Regions from separate parts of the Homo sapiens genome. Here region 1 is linked to region 2. The links are chromatin contacts, found by Hi-C or POLR2A ChIA-PET in ENCODE. All regions are on one chromosome and are shown on one strand. The core of a region is the stretch at or near the end of the contact, and the rest is flanking DNA. Distances in the headings are between cores, read along the strand shown.

What was found. A loop is a pair of places that touch in the nucleus more often than their neighbours do. ChIA-PET counts read pairs that join two places held with the same protein, here RNA polymerase II (POLR2A). Pooled maps may share reads with other maps.
Region 1: a pooled map shows a loop between it and region 2 (4-fold over the local background). The contact joins the promoter of FOXL1 here to the enhancer-like site in region 2. A Hi-C loop is called at or near these places in 1 of 168 maps with a recorded cell type or tissue (naive thymus-derived CD4-positive, alpha-beta T cell), 17 of 37 single-sample maps with no recorded cell type and 11 of 50 pooled maps. POLR2A ChIA-PET finds 5 or more read pairs at or near these places in 1 of 52 experiments (WTC11).

What each region holds. Positions count from the first base shown.
Region 1 is chr16:86,575,307-86,582,353 of GRCh38, forward strand. It overlaps FOXL1 (forkhead box L1), which reads left to right and starts at 3,243. Exons shown (of 1, transcript NM_005250.3): 1 at 3,243-7,047. The coding sequence starts at 3,418. The coding sequence ends at 4,455. RefSeq lists an enhancer at 4,103-4,724.
Region 2 is chr16:86,493,745-86,501,226 of GRCh38, forward strand. The region is part of intron 1 of FENDRR (FOXF1 adjacent non-coding developmental regulatory RNA); the gene reads right to left. Among named protein-coding and RNA genes, the nearest start is that of FENDRR, 11 kb to the right of the region's middle. RefSeq lists enhancers at 4,555-5,179, 6,757-7,313. Within about 2 kb of position 5,392, at least 4 of the 41 ENCODE cell types and tissues checked have a DNase peak (open chromatin) inside an H3K27ac peak, as active enhancers do.

The DNA of each region.
Region 1 (7,047 bases), core at 1,993-4,492, 79 kb after region 2:
TAACTGTCTTTACGTTTGGAAAAGTGATGCAGATGTTTGGAAAGCGACACAGATTACTGTTAACTCAGGTTTCTGCTTTTTGCTTTCCAGTGAGGAAGGTTGAGTGGATGGCTTGGGGCGCAGTGGGAGGAGCTCTTGTCTCTCACCCGTCAGCCTTTTTATCTGAGGCCGTTTTCATCACCAATGCCTGGTCTCTGATCTGCCTCCCTGAGGAACGCACATGCGCTTTGTCCCAGGACTGGGAAGGAGGCTGACTACCCTCATCCCACGCTGAACCCCGTTTCTGCTCAAGCCTCAGAGTTGGAAACTCCAGTCCTTCTGGAGCATCCGGGCAGGCCAGAGATCTCAGGCTTTTCTTGCAGGCTGGGAGGTGAGCCCTCACCAAGTGACTTCTCAGATGACGCGCTTTTCTGGGATCCGAGGCTTATGAATCTACAGGGAACATTCAGTGTCCCCATCTGGCTCTCTAGGACACTCGTTCTAGAGGCCCGCCCGGCCGTCTCCCAGCTCGGCTGCCCCCCGCAGGCCCTTCGCTCTGGCCTCAGCCAACAGAGCCTCCGCACGAGGGCGCATCCGCTCTCGGACTCCTAGGGCTTGAGCCTGCACTCCCCGGAAATATGGAAATTGCCCCAGCGCGGGGTTCCTTCTAACAGAGGCCCCTCCTAGGCTCAGGTTACAAACTCATCAATCACCCGGGAGCCCGGGATTCAAACCCGCTCTGGAGCGGGGCTGGGGCGCAAAGCCGGAGTTCTACAGCTGAAACCTCCCGGAGACTTTGCACACTTCTGCAAACGCGCGGGGCTGGGTGTGCGTCTCCAAACCGCGACTAGAGCGTGGGCATTTGTTTTTTGTTTTTTGGTTTTTCTCTCTCTCTCCTAATCTCTCTCTGTCTCTTTCTCGCTCTCTTTTTTTTTTTTTTTTTTTTGCTTTACTATCGGTGCCCCGCCCACCAGCCTCCCGTGTCTCCGCCCACGTCCCGCCCATTACCAAATCGGGCAGTATTTATCACCGTACAAATTCAAGCTCGGATTTGCCTTAGAGTTTAGAAGACGCGCCGGGACGGCGGGAGTTTCGGTAGAGGCAGGGATGTGCGTGCTGGACTTCGGGTGCCGCGTGGGGAGCTCCAGGAGGGGCTGTGGGATAGGAAGGTGGGGAAAGGGTTGCATAGTGACACCGGTTTATCTCTCGGTCTGGGTGTGTTGGAGCGAGCGCCGAGGCTGGAGAAGGAACTGGATCCAAACTTGAGCTTGCTGGGGGCGCGCGGCCCCGGAGAGGTTGGGTGACCCCAGAGACTGTGGGGCCTGCGGGTTGCAAAGGCGCTGGCATTGAGGTTTCTTCACCCCAAGTTTGAAAGGGGTACGCGGGTGAGAGCGAGTGGTAACGAAAAGACAAAGCCTCGCCCCTCCTGGCCAGAGGTTCACCCCCAGGACCTAGGCGGGCGCGGCCGGGCTGCTCGCTGGACCCACGTTAGAGGAGCAGGGCCGCGGAGGGAGGCCCGAGGTGTCCCAGGGACTGGCCTGTCGCTCCCGCAGGCAGTGCCGGTACCCAGGCCGGTTTTTCCACCCTTCCTGCGACTTCCTTTTTGGTATTTTAAATTTACCCGCTCCCCTGCGGTCTACTTATTCCATGGGCTGGATACCCAGGAACCCCAAACACACGGGTTATTTCTGATTTTCTCATTTTGAAAAAGGATGCCCGCCACGTTTCCGTGTTCAGAGGCTACCTGGGCACTCACATCCTCAGCCGGGTGTGGCAGCGGCAGACACTCCCCCTACCCCTGTAAGTGCCCTCGGTGCCTCTCCCTCCTTCCTGGCCCACTGGCAGTGGGCCATTTCTACACCCACCTGCCATCCTCCCCCTTCCCTCATCTCTTTGACATGCTCACACGATTTGCTCAATGAGACGCCAGTTATCCGAATGTGTGTGTGTGTGTGTGGGTGTGTGTGTGACAGTGTGTGTGTGTTTTAATATTCAGGGGGTGGTCATAAACAGGAAGTAGTCACACTAGGTGCCTCTACCCTTACCCTAACCGGTGGAGTGGGGAGGAGAGGCCCCCTTCGAAATCAGCATGATTCAGGATTTTTTATTCAAACAGTGATGTGGGAAAATGTAAAATGAGATGGGGGTGGAGGGCCGCGTACACCCCAGGGTGGGTGGATACAGGGAGAGCAAGCAGGCTTCCCAAATGCCTAATGTAATCACGGGCCAGCTGCATGCACTTGTAAAGTTGTTATAACCCCCTCCTTGTTATAAACAGGAAAGCCCAGAATATAAAGCTGGAGACCCACATTCACAAATACCAGGCCTCCCGCGCCAGCTGCCACGGCCTCCTTTTATGGTGTTCCTCTCTTGCAACCTTGGCCCCATCAGGAGGACCTTACTTTTGCCCCCGGTTCTCTAAATGGGTTTATTTTGAAACCTTCCTCAATGGAGCTGTGGACCATGAGCTCTTCCCCAGGCCCCCAGTGCCTTAGGCCTTCCCTTCCAGAGAGACTGGGCTCCCAGAGTCCACTTTCCCTCCGATTTCCGGAGAGCCCTGGAAGGGAGGGTGTGGGAGAGCAGGTCCCTAGAGAGTGCCACCTCCTACTGGGTCTGCCACCTGTTTTTCCAGGGAGGGCCGCATCCCCTTCTCAGCAGACACTCAGGCTTCTTAGATACTCTCCCTGCCCCAATCTAAAAGGTTCCTAGGACCTCAGAAAGTGTTTTACTAGACTGTGGCATCTCGATATCTCCGGTTAAGCCTGGGAGAAGAAAAGACCTTTTGTGGGAGGCCCTGGCGTTATGGGGCTCCCCCAGGCCAGCGTAAAACTCATCCCTGCACACCCACCCCCATCTCCACCTCTCCTTCCTGGCTCAGCAGACCCTGCTCTGAGCCACCGCAGTCTACATCCTGCCTCACTGACTGTGTGTGCTTACAGCGTCAAGGGGTGGACGTGATATTTCAAACATCAGATCAGTGCGTTTATATATTGGGTGCCCGGAAATTTTTCCAAATAAACACAGCTTGATTCAACTTGGGTGGGCGGACTTATCAACAGACTAATTCTATAAACAAATGAAGGAATAGCCCCAAAACCGATTGGCTGGTATCAAAAAGACACGTGGAGGGAAAAGCTTGGAGTTTTTCAGCAATGAAATTTTAATTAATGTGGGTGGGCTGAGAACACAAGGACTGTTTATCATAGACAATTTATTTTCCAGGGCTAAGTCAACATATAACAGCAAACTTACAACAATTATTTAACATTTTTAAAGCCATGAAGAAGGGACAGAGCACGGAGCGGCCGGGGAGAGCGGCAGAGCCAGAGGCAGAGGCACGGCTGGCTCCCCGGGAGGGCCCTTGCGGCGCGGGGCGCAGTGCCTAGGCCGCCCGGGTCTCCTGCGTTGCGGGGAGCGCAGCGCAGGCTCTCGCTTGCCATGAGTCACCTCTTCGATCCCCGGCTGCCTGCCCTGGCCGCCTCGCCCATGCTGTATCTGTACGGTCCCGAGAGACCCGGCCTCCCTCTGGCCTTCGCCCCCGCGGCTGCTCTAGCTGCCTCGGGCCGGGCCGAGACCCCGCAGAAGCCTCCCTACAGCTACATCGCGCTCATCGCCATGGCGATCCAGGACGCGCCCGAGCAGAGGGTCACGCTCAACGGCATCTACCAGTTCATCATGGACCGCTTCCCCTTCTACCACGACAACCGGCAGGGCTGGCAGAACAGCATCCGCCACAACCTCTCGCTCAACGACTGCTTCGTCAAGGTGCCCCGCGAGAAAGGGCGGCCGGGCAAGGGCAGCTACTGGACGCTGGACCCCCGCTGCCTGGACATGTTTGAGAACGGCAACTACCGGCGCCGGAAGAGGAAGCCCAAGCCGGGCCCCGGGGCCCCGGAGGCCAAGAGGCCCCGCGCCGAGACGCACCAGCGCAGCGCGGAGGCGCAGCCGGAGGCGGGGAGCGGGGCAGGGGGCTCGGGCCCCGCAATCTCCCGCCTGCAGGCAGCGCCCGCGGGCCCCTCGCCCCTCCTGGACGGCCCCTCTCCGCCGGCGCCCCTCCACTGGCCGGGGACCGCGTCCCCGAACGAGGACGCTGGTGACGCTGCCCAGGGCGCAGCGGCCGTGGCGGTCGGCCAGGCAGCGCGCACAGGGGACGGCCCGGGGTCCCCTCTGCGCCCCGCCTCCCGCAGCTCTCCGAAGAGCTCCGACAAGTCCAAGAGCTTCAGCATAGACAGCATCCTGGCGGGAAAGCAGGGCCAGAAGCCGCCTTCAGGGGACGAACTCCTAGGGGGTGCCAAGCCTGGGCCCGGCGGCCGTCTGGGTGCCTCGCTCCTGGCCGCCTCCTCCAGCCTCCGTCCGCCTTTCAACGCTTCCCTGATGCTCGACCCGCATGTCCAGGGCGGCTTTTACCAGCTCGGGATCCCCTTCCTCTCTTATTTCCCCCTGCAGGTTCCCGACACGGTACTCCACTTCCAGTAAAGCAAACAATGGCACGGTTCTTCTCCCGGCCCAGCCTGAGCCTCCGCTGAGCGAAAGGCCACAGCTCCCACCGGCGGAGGATTTTAAAATGATCTTTGCCTGGGTCGGCCTGTGGGTTCAGGGAAGTGTTACCAACCATTGCGCGCAGGTGGGCGCGCTCGCCTGCCTTCTCCGAAGCAAACTTTTCCCAGCAACTGGGAGCAGCTACGGAGACTTAAAAGATCCCCGCGGGGTCGTGGGCACCGCACGTGGGCCCTGCAGGGACCTCCACCGCGGGAGATTCCTTGACGTTTGACCTGTCTAATGGAGTGTGGTCTTCAGCCGCCCACCGCAGGTCCTGCGAGTCCCGGGCATGCAAGGGCCCGCAGACCACCCAAGGCAGGCCTTACAGGTGCAGTTGAGGTCCTTTCGACCGGGGACCCCCGTATGACCGTCGCCTGCTTCGCTGTTGCCGTGTGGCTCAGGCCTTGGTTTTGAGCCCATCTGGGTGGTGGGTGGTCACAGCTGGGTTTGTTCCTGACTTGAAGTTGTGGAGGTGCCGGGGGTGACCCCGGGTTTTCAGGTTTTCTGAGAGATGTAGGGCCCGATGAGGATTTATGACCAATGTTCAGCTATAGAAGCTGATAACCACCCAGAGCAATAACACTTTTATTTTAAACAGAGACTTTTTCTCTTAATTTCTTTCTGGGTAGTAAAAAGAACATGTTTCATTCTTTGCATAAATACTTGACTCTAAGCATTGACCTTTGAAAACGCTTGTATTAACAATTTTTATTAAGAAAGTGCACTCTATATAACATCTTCTTGCATTACGATAGCTCATTAGCCAATACACATGCAGCTATGTAAGCCACAACAGCAGACGTCCTATCCTTTTGCTTTTGTTTTTAAGGGATCAAAATATTTCAAGGGATACCATGAGGAAGGGTGTGAGGGGAAGGGGATATGCCTTGGACAATGTCAGAGTTTTGATTTCCATGTTTTTTCAAGATCCAGGCTTGGTGGTCGCTATATTTTTCAGAAACAGATAATGAAAGACTACATTTAATTTAAAAAGTTGGGTGAAACAACCAAAAGCAGATGCAGAGAGAGAGAGGGATGAATGCGGGGGAAGAATAAGGGGACGTGCTGGTGTCCGCTGGAAGGGGCCTCTCTGGGCCCCAGAGGACCTGAGGTTTGATGGCAGGAATCTCCCAGACACTCCTGGCCCCCGCACCCCCTGCAGCCGCCCGCTCTTCCCTCCCAGCCCTGCCAGGCAGGCCTGGAGGCTGATACTAAATCAAAACCTTAAAGAGGTGACTGGCAGTCTGGGGAGGGGAGAAGAGGTCTGCAACGAAAATCTAATTAAGAACATTGAGATGTTCACAACCAAGTTCAGCTTGCAGCTTCCGGGGAAATGCAACCGACCTCTATGCCATCTCTAGCTGGGTAATCTTCGAGGCCCTGAAATGCAATTTTCTGAACCTCTAAGTCACTTTTATTTTATGTCATGTGATAAAGACACAAGTAGTCACGCACTATTGGAAATAGGTTGGGAGGGAGGTCTTTAAGATCGCTTTTAAAATAGTTTCCAGGACTTGTCTAAAAATGATGACAAACTTTGAATCCAGAGGGCCTGTTGGTCAATGTGTTGGAAAGGACATTTCAGGCCGGCAGAGTAATTGGATAATTCACAGGCATAGAGGTGACTTTTGGAAAATTCATTCTCCTATCCATGCTGAACCAGGCTTCCACGACTGGGTTCTACCCAGGCCAGTGGGAAGACTCTGGGAAACTTCAGGCCAGCCTTGATTGGAAGAACTTCCAGGAGGAGCCATTGCTGAGATCCAGGCTCACTGTGATTCACTGAAAATGTAGCGAAAGGGCTGTCACTGGATATTTTGCTATCCCAAACTCTCAGCCTCTGTGAATAAAGTTGTTTTTTCATTAACCTCTCAGTGACTGGTTCAGTGGATTACTGGAGGGAAATAAACAAACAGTGTAATAAGAAAGAGGAGACTGGGATTATATCTGGGAGTCGTGTTAGCATCTCAGGAGGCTCTGGCTTCTGAGGGGTAAACACACAGATGGAGGGGAAGGAGTGGAGAGGATGCCGGGCCCAGGAAGCTGCCTCCATATCAGAAAGCACGATGAGTTAATTCTGCCGTATTGAATCGGTTTTTAATCTTTCCTTTTTCTTTTTTGTGTTTGTATGTTATCTTGGGAGGTTTTGTTAATTTGTGATGGCTATGTTTTGAAGAAGCAAATAATTTGATACTGCAGTTTTAAAAGGGTCGTATTTTAAAGTTACTATTCCAAAAAGTATTGTACGAATGTTACTTTTATGACACAGAAAAAATGCAGATGTATCCACTTTGTGTGTTTATACATGCATAAAGAGAAATTCTATTTAATCCCAACTTTTGTCTGGTTTAGAAAAGCTAAGACAAGTGGATACTGAGGTCGTTTTTATGTAATCTATATAATTGCATGTGTATTCCTTCCTCCTGAACCAAAAAGAGGAGGTTTGGGTCTTACCAATCCGAATAGCTGTTCTATTGATCCATATTTAATCGTTGGCTCAAAATTATGGCTCAATAAGGTCAATAGTTT
Region 2 (7,482 bases), core at 4,142-6,641:
CCAATCCTGGACTCCAAATCACTCACAGCCCCTTGCATGAGTGGTTTCATTCATGCATTCATATCAGCAGCCCAAAGACTTATTTTTATGCACTTCCTCGTGATTTGTCCTTTGGTCACCATGAACTAAACTTCTCTGCACCCGGCACTGGGCTATACAGGCTTCACATTAACGTCGGATTAAATTCTCCTAAGCTTTCCGGGAGAAGGCATGGCCTTTCCCCCACTTTACACATGAGGTCACTGAAGTCAAGAGAGGTTAACTAACCTACCCATGGCAGCCAGAAGTAGAGCCTCCCTAGAAGCCAGATATACAGACTCTACCAAGCTCCAGATAGTTCCACAGCAAGCCACGGCTAGCACACCACCGTCTTACGATCCTGCCAAAGGCTTTCCCACTACAGACCAGGCGAGTGGGCTGCAGGGAGCTCTGAATTTGGGAACTGAGACAGAACATCATCCATAAGCGCCCTAATCCACAAGGATGTTTCTCCCCCGCGACCAGAGCGGCTCCTTCTGGGATGCAGCAAGCGGCGGGGAGGCAGCGCGCCGGTGCCAGGCCTGTGGCGGGGGCGCAGGCACAGCCGGAAAGGGCCTGGAGGAGCAGCTGATCCTGCTGGGGTCGCTTAGAAGACTGAGCCTGTACTTAGCTCTCCGTGGTAAATAACAGCTCTGGTTTCTGCTAAAAGGATTCATTCCCAGAACACAATAATTTTCATCTCCTCCTCACTACAACCCATATTTTATGGCTAAATATACGCCATAATGAGCCACTGGCCTGATAGCGTCGTTAAGGAGATATTTGACCTCGGGTTTAATTGCAGGATGGAATAAATGGCTGGGAAGCGCAGAAGGGGCCCTACCAGCTCGCAGGCGAGTTCAGGGCTCAGCATCTGGCATTTGCCAGCCCCAGAGAAAGTGGCGCGGGTGGAGAAAGCGGCTCCCGCAGCGTCCGGGGCGCTGAGACGCTCGAGGGCGCAGGCGCCCTAGAGCAGCCGGGTGCAGTCTTTGGCCAGGGCTGCCCCTGGAACACCCCGGTGTGGCCGCATTAGGGAGCCCCCTACCCCTGGGGAGCGGCCCTTTCTATCTCGCTCCCTCTTTAGCTTGCCGCCCTTCCTTTCAAAGCACCGGGAGAAAAGGCCAACCCCACCCCTGTGAGCCAGCGCGAGGCCGGCTACCTGGGCGCATGCCTGGCCACCCATCACGACAGATTAAACATCGGTGTGAAGGGTTCCTGTGTCTATCCCTCCGCCGAGGGCGCGGAGGGAGCGGGGATGAGGACCAGTCCCGGCACCTGCTGAAGGTTATGCAGAGAATGGAACCCGCGCTGGCGGACAAATTGCAGCGCACAGCTGAGCAGGGCGGCTGGCCCAGCAGGAGGGGCTCCGCGGGGCAATTGCACCCGGCCTCCCACCCCTGGGTGTGCAACTCCAGAGCTTCTGTTCGGAAAACACAGGCCAGCCGGAGCCTGTGACCTCCACGGCCCGAAGAAGAGGGGCGGATTCAGGCCTGTGGCAGCGCGGGCCTTTCGCGCTCCCGCCCCTGTCTGTTCTCAGATTTTTCCCTCGGCTGCTCAACGTCAAGGCTACACAACCCGTCAAGGGAGTGTCAGCGGTGCGCACGGGTTTGACAAATCATAGTTCGCTGAAAGAACGAGGTGCCCGATAACTGTGACTTAGGCGCACTTTATTCTGTCTTGGTCGTTTTTATTTGGGAGGGAGATGTGTTAGGGACTTGCTGTATCCGGTGGAAACTATGATGCTGCTATTCTCAAAAATGCACCTACACACCTAGTTTGCACCTTCCACTTCAATATCCTTTGATCTGGAGATAAAAACACAGCCTTTCGCCTTCCCCATGCTTGACCCACTCTGTTACCCAAGGCCCTGGAAGCAGCCCCCAGGCTGACCCTTGATGGGGGGCAGCAACCTCCCGGCCCCCAATCAAGGGGTCTGCTGCTCTCCTCTGAGGTGGCAGAGGAGAGAAAGTGGGACAAAGTCCTCAAAGAAATGCCTCATCCCCAAGTAACTCACTCCCTAGGCTGTGAGCATTATCGCTACGTCAACTTTGGAGGAGTTGGAAGGAACCACCCTCAGAACAACTCTCCTTCCATGGGGGAGAAAGTTTACAAGCAAAACTTTAATTTGGTCCAGTAATTATCTATCTCTCGATGTCCCCTCTTCCTTGTGAAGTGTTGTTTCCTGGGATCGACTGACTTCTTTACCGCCGGGGTGCTAATCTGATTACCAGGCTGGTGAGCTCGGCCTTCAAAGCGTGTGTGAAGCAGTGTCGGTCTTCTTTGTAGTAACGGGGAAAGCAGAGATTCACAACAGGGCTTGGGGGATGGCGCCCCAGCGGTGCCAGGAGGTCCATCTCTCCAGGTGGAAAACCCAGGCCGGGTGTTCTCTGGGCCCTGCCTTCCACCTGCAGGCGGGCGGGGGTCCAATGAACCCACACCCAGGCTGAACTGGCCAGAAAGGGAGGGAACAGCATCTACACAAGCAGACTATGGCGACCACCAGAGAAAATAGGGCGGACAACCCAAATCTCCCCAGTCAAAGTTCCTCTAGGAAAAGATTAGACACGGCTCCGAAAGTTCCACTGGGCTAGACGCCCGCCGAGTCTCCGTTTCACCTTGTCTGTGGAGACGCAGCTATGCGGTGTCTGATAAGTGGACCGGACCTGGAAGCGCCGGGCTGTGGTCGCCCAAAGGCGTGGTGCCCGCATCAGCCTGGCTGCCCTGACCCAGGAAACACCGACCCTGTCCCAGGGCCACAGACACGGCCCAGGTCACCAGCCTCGTGGGTCAGTCTCTCTCCCGCTGCTGCAAGTCGGGCTGTCTCTCCTGCTGGCCGTTCTCCTCTAACCAAAGCAAAGGAGGGCAGCACCGCCAGGGTCCTTGCCTATCCACGGAGGAAAAGACGGCAGTGGGATCCGGAAAAGGGGGAGAGAAAAAAAAGTTCTCTCGGGATGGAAGGACTTGATAGGGCCTTTAGAAAATCTAATTGCTTAGCCCCAGAAAAAAAAAAAAGGCAGCCGGCCAGGAAATAATGTCAAAATCCGGGCTAATTATATTATTAAAAACAAAGAAAAAAACGAAAATGAAAAGGAGCAGAGCGGTGAAGGGGATAAGGGAGACTGAGTTCTAGCCGCATCCGAGTGTCCCGGAAGCGTTATCTGAGTGCTCCTTAAAAAAAAAGGAGCTGCGGGACTTAAATTAGGGTTTTTCTTATCCACAAACCTGATTGCGCTACCGAGGGTTGGTGGGGGGAACGAGGTGAGGGGGCTGATTGCAAACAGAGGGTTCTCGATTTGGAGAAAGTTAGAGAGGCGGGCAGGGCAATTTCACCCAGTTAGAGGAGGTGGGGGGGAGAAGGTTTCTGCTGGAGGTCCCAGAGCGGCCCAGAGCGCGCTCCCTTTGATTGGGCCTGGGACCAGAGCGCGGCGAGTCTCCGGCGGCCGCGGCGCGATCGGCTGGCTGTTTGTAATTCCATCCTTTTTTCATTAACATAAACACCACTTGAACAAAAATATACACGGCCACCTACTTCGTCGGGAAAGACAGTCCAGCGCCCACCGGCCCGTGCTCGCCCGCCTGCCGAGCCCCGAGTCCCGGCAACGCGCCCCGGGTGCTCCGGTCCACTCGGCACACGCCGCGCGCGGGGCTCGGCCGAGGTGGCTTCGGGTGGCTCTGAAGCCTCGGTCTTCCCGGCTCCCAGGACGCCCCCCCCGCCCCCGCCCCTCCATTCAGCCTGTCATCTCGGCCCTCCGCCGCCTCCGGAGCCCCGACGGAGGTGCTGAGTTGTCAACGCAAATTCCTAGTTAAGCCACTTGTTGATAAACCCTCTAGGCAAATTGGTTCCGTCTTTACCTGCCCGCCCCGCCCCCGCCCCCGGCCCCAGCCGGCGCGCCCCTAATTGCTGGAGGAGCTCGACGCCGGCGGCGGCCTCTGCAGCGAGCTAATTGAGTTGGAACCCGAGCGGTCTTCGTTAAGCCGGACGCAAGGCGGGGACGGGGGAAGGGGGCGGGAGGTGAGACGCAGCCTGGGACCTCCGGCCTGGGGTTGGAGGCCCACGCTTGCTGGGGTGGGCTTTTGGTGGAGGAAGAGCAATCATGCGGAGGGCTCTGCCGCCGGGTTAAGTGGACGCAGCGACTATCTGGCGGTTCTCGGGGGTCTGCGTTCCCTGGTTCACAACCACCCCACCCCCACGCGCCTGTGCACATGTCCCTCCCGCCGCGCAGGGTCTCCGCGGGCGCGCCCCGCCCCAAATAGAGCTTACTACAGTAACCCGGGAGTCTCACATCTGCGCGTCCCCCACCCGCCCACCCCCGCACCGCCTGTACCCCAATTTCGGCCCGCACCCGACCAAATTTTAAAAATTGGGAGGGTTTTGGGGACTGCAATGGAAAATCAGCTGGCCCCGGCCCCAGACTCCGTCTACACTGGCACAGACAGGTGGAGTACAAAGCCGGCTTCCTGGATGATTCAGGCCCCAAATCGTAGGTAGAAATGTGCAAGTAATGGACCTTCGATCTGCTTTCCCTCCCTTAGCACATAATCCGTAGTATTCGCTGTTTCCCGTTGCCCCTATAGACACGCCCCAACCAATCTCGCACTGTAAGTGCATTTCTTGGGTTTTCCGGGGAAAAGCACGGTTCCAGCACCCCAGATTCGTCTACCTTGGATTCCGACCCAGGCGTCACCCTCTAGCGGCAATCTCAGTTGCATCCAGAGAACAGCGCCGAGGCCTCCCACTCCCAACCGTCTCCCCTCCTGGCTGGGGCGGGCAGGGGTTGGGGTTTGAGTATGATCCTGATACCCGGGGCCTGGGCAGTTTTACCACCGCCCAAGGGGCAGTCCCGGCGGGAGACGCGCGGGGCCTGGGTTTCCAGAAGGTGCCTCCCCAAGGGGGCGGGCCCCGGGTGCACCCCGGTGCCCCGAGGCCCCCCAGCCTGAAGGCAGGCCGAATCCGCCCTTGACCAAGTCGAGGCCAAGCGAGTGCGAAAAAGGCGTGTATGAGGGGCCCCAAGACCTTTTCCCAGCCTGAAAAGTTTTCGGCGTTGCAGCTCTGGCGTTCCTGGACCCCGGGCGCTCAGGCGCGCACCCCTCCCCTGGGCTGGTGAAGGTATAATAAACACGGCGTTCACGCCGGCAGGACCCATCATTAGCCCAAACCGCGGTGGAAAGGAGCGCTCGGTTGCAGAGCTAGAACAGCAGTTACCAGCCGGGGCTGCCTGGCACCCTCCCGCCGCCGCCGGCGCCTTCCTGGCCGCCGAGCTGCCTCGCAGCCAGGTCCCAATGCCGACCCCAAGGCGTGCCGCCCCTGGAACCCGCGGGGGTCCCAGGTCCACGCCAAAAGAAACGCGCTCTGCTTCTCCCGGGCGTCAGATGCACCGCCTCGGCCGGACGCCAGCCCTGGACAAATTTTTCCGGGAAGGCGACGTAAAGAATGTCAGACTTGCAAAACCAGAGTGCGCCTCGGTTGCTTAAAATGGAGAGAGAGAGAGAGAGAGAGAAGTCAGGGGCAGGTGGGCAGCGGTGGAGGGGCGGCTGCCCTGGAGTCACGGACTTCAGCAGAGGCGGCTTAGCAAAAAACGCAGAAAAACGTGGGGGCGGCAGCGGAGGGAGTGTTGGACGCTTACCGCTGGTCTCACAAAAGAATGAATTTGATTCCTAATTAAGTTAGTTTTCATGGTGCATTAAATGGATCTCAGCTCAATTTTGGGAAAAAAAACAATGACCCCACTGAGAGAAAGCTTCGCCTGCAGCTGCCAGTGGGAACGAAGTGGTTTTCAAACCCTAAGGGAGGTGGGAGGAGAGGCCAGATAAAAGGATCAATGCTGACCTTGGGTATATAACAAAATATTTAAAATATGTTGCGGTTTATGCTTTTTTAAATAGCGGGTCTTATACATCTACCCATGTCAGGGATAGAATTTTTGCAGGTAATTAATTGCTAACTATTAGGAAAAAATCCCCAGGATGAGAATTAATTGGCACTGGGGTAGAGAAATGCAGAGCACATATGAAAACCAAGTGAACCACAGAAATTCCTTTTAAAAAGGAATAGGCGCTAGGATCTCTGTGTGATCAAATTGGTTAAAGATTTGGTGTATTGCAAACATTGAGAAAATACGTTTCAAAATAAAAGGACTATGAACTTTGAGTGGTTACTTTATGTTTTCGCCTCCATTTGATTTTTAAATTCTAGAGGGTAGAAAGCTTGCTGGCTGGTAACAAGGTGAGCACTGAGTGGCAAGGTGAGAGGCAAAAATAATCATCGCTAAGACGGGGATAACGCGCTTGTTATTTACATTGCTAGGAGCGCTCCAACCCTTAGGCTGAGGAGCAGAGGAGCAGTCTCTATGACACCCCAGGTAGAGACAGTGCCTGGGCCAGTCAGGGCCCCCTACTCCAAGGAATTCTCCTGGGAGGTCTGCTTTGCAGAATGGGGGACAGGGGCCCCTCTGACCTCCAAGGAGCTAAGTCCAAGCGGCTCTAAGGGCCCCGCTTTGCTCGAAGTCCTCCTGCTCCAATTCCTTGACTTGAAAAGAGCCTTCAATAAGGATTCTCCCTGAACACCCAGGGAGGGGCAAAGGGCGAATGAGCGCCTCCCCCAACCCCGCAGCAAAACAGCAACAGACAGTGCTGACGTTGAGGGGATGTTCAGGACAAAACCCCCACCCCTCACCCTCCCTGTCATTTCTCAGAAACTGGACTGTAGGGGGCTGAAGGCTGGGAAGTGGGGGTGGGAGCTGGTGGGGCCTCCCCAGGAGGCCTCAGATTTCCCCTGCTTTCCCCGGGGAGGTGGTCCCAGGCAGGACCCCAGGCTAGAAGCTGTTGTTTTGTTATTAGGTGTTGTGGGAAGCTGGGGAAGGGGGATGCAAGGGCTTTCAAACCTGCCTTAACGTTGCCAGAGCCTCCAAGTAGATGAGGACATTTCCCCTCCCCGCTTCCAGCCTCCCCGCCAACCCCGTGCTTTTCCTGGGCTTGCCAATGGCAGCCCAGAGTCCAGATGCCACAGGGGTCTGCACTGTCGACTTTGGGAGAAGGGAGGGAAGTGCCTTAAAATCGATCCAGCGTTTATTGGGCCCTTACTGTTTGCCTCTGTGCTGCACCTTGCTTTCCTGTCTGTGAAATGGGCTTCAGAACAGCAACTGCACAAATAACAGCAATGCCTCAGCACAGTGCTTGCACACTGCGGGTGCTCAGCCGTTCTCTAATTGTAACAGCATTATCTTTCCATTTAGTCTTCATGGCTGCCCTAGAGCACAGGGACTGTTATTCTTGCCATCCTGCAAAAGAGAAAGGGGGCTCAGAGAGGTCAAGAAGCTGCCCAGGGGCCACAGAGCAGATGGGGCAGCGAGGTGGGATTCTGACCCAGTTCTGGGGCAGCCACTACAATGCGGTGGGGACCCCTTAATGAGGGGCTCTGTCGACTGCAGAGGGTGACTGGGGACCAAGCCCAGCCATGAGAGGATG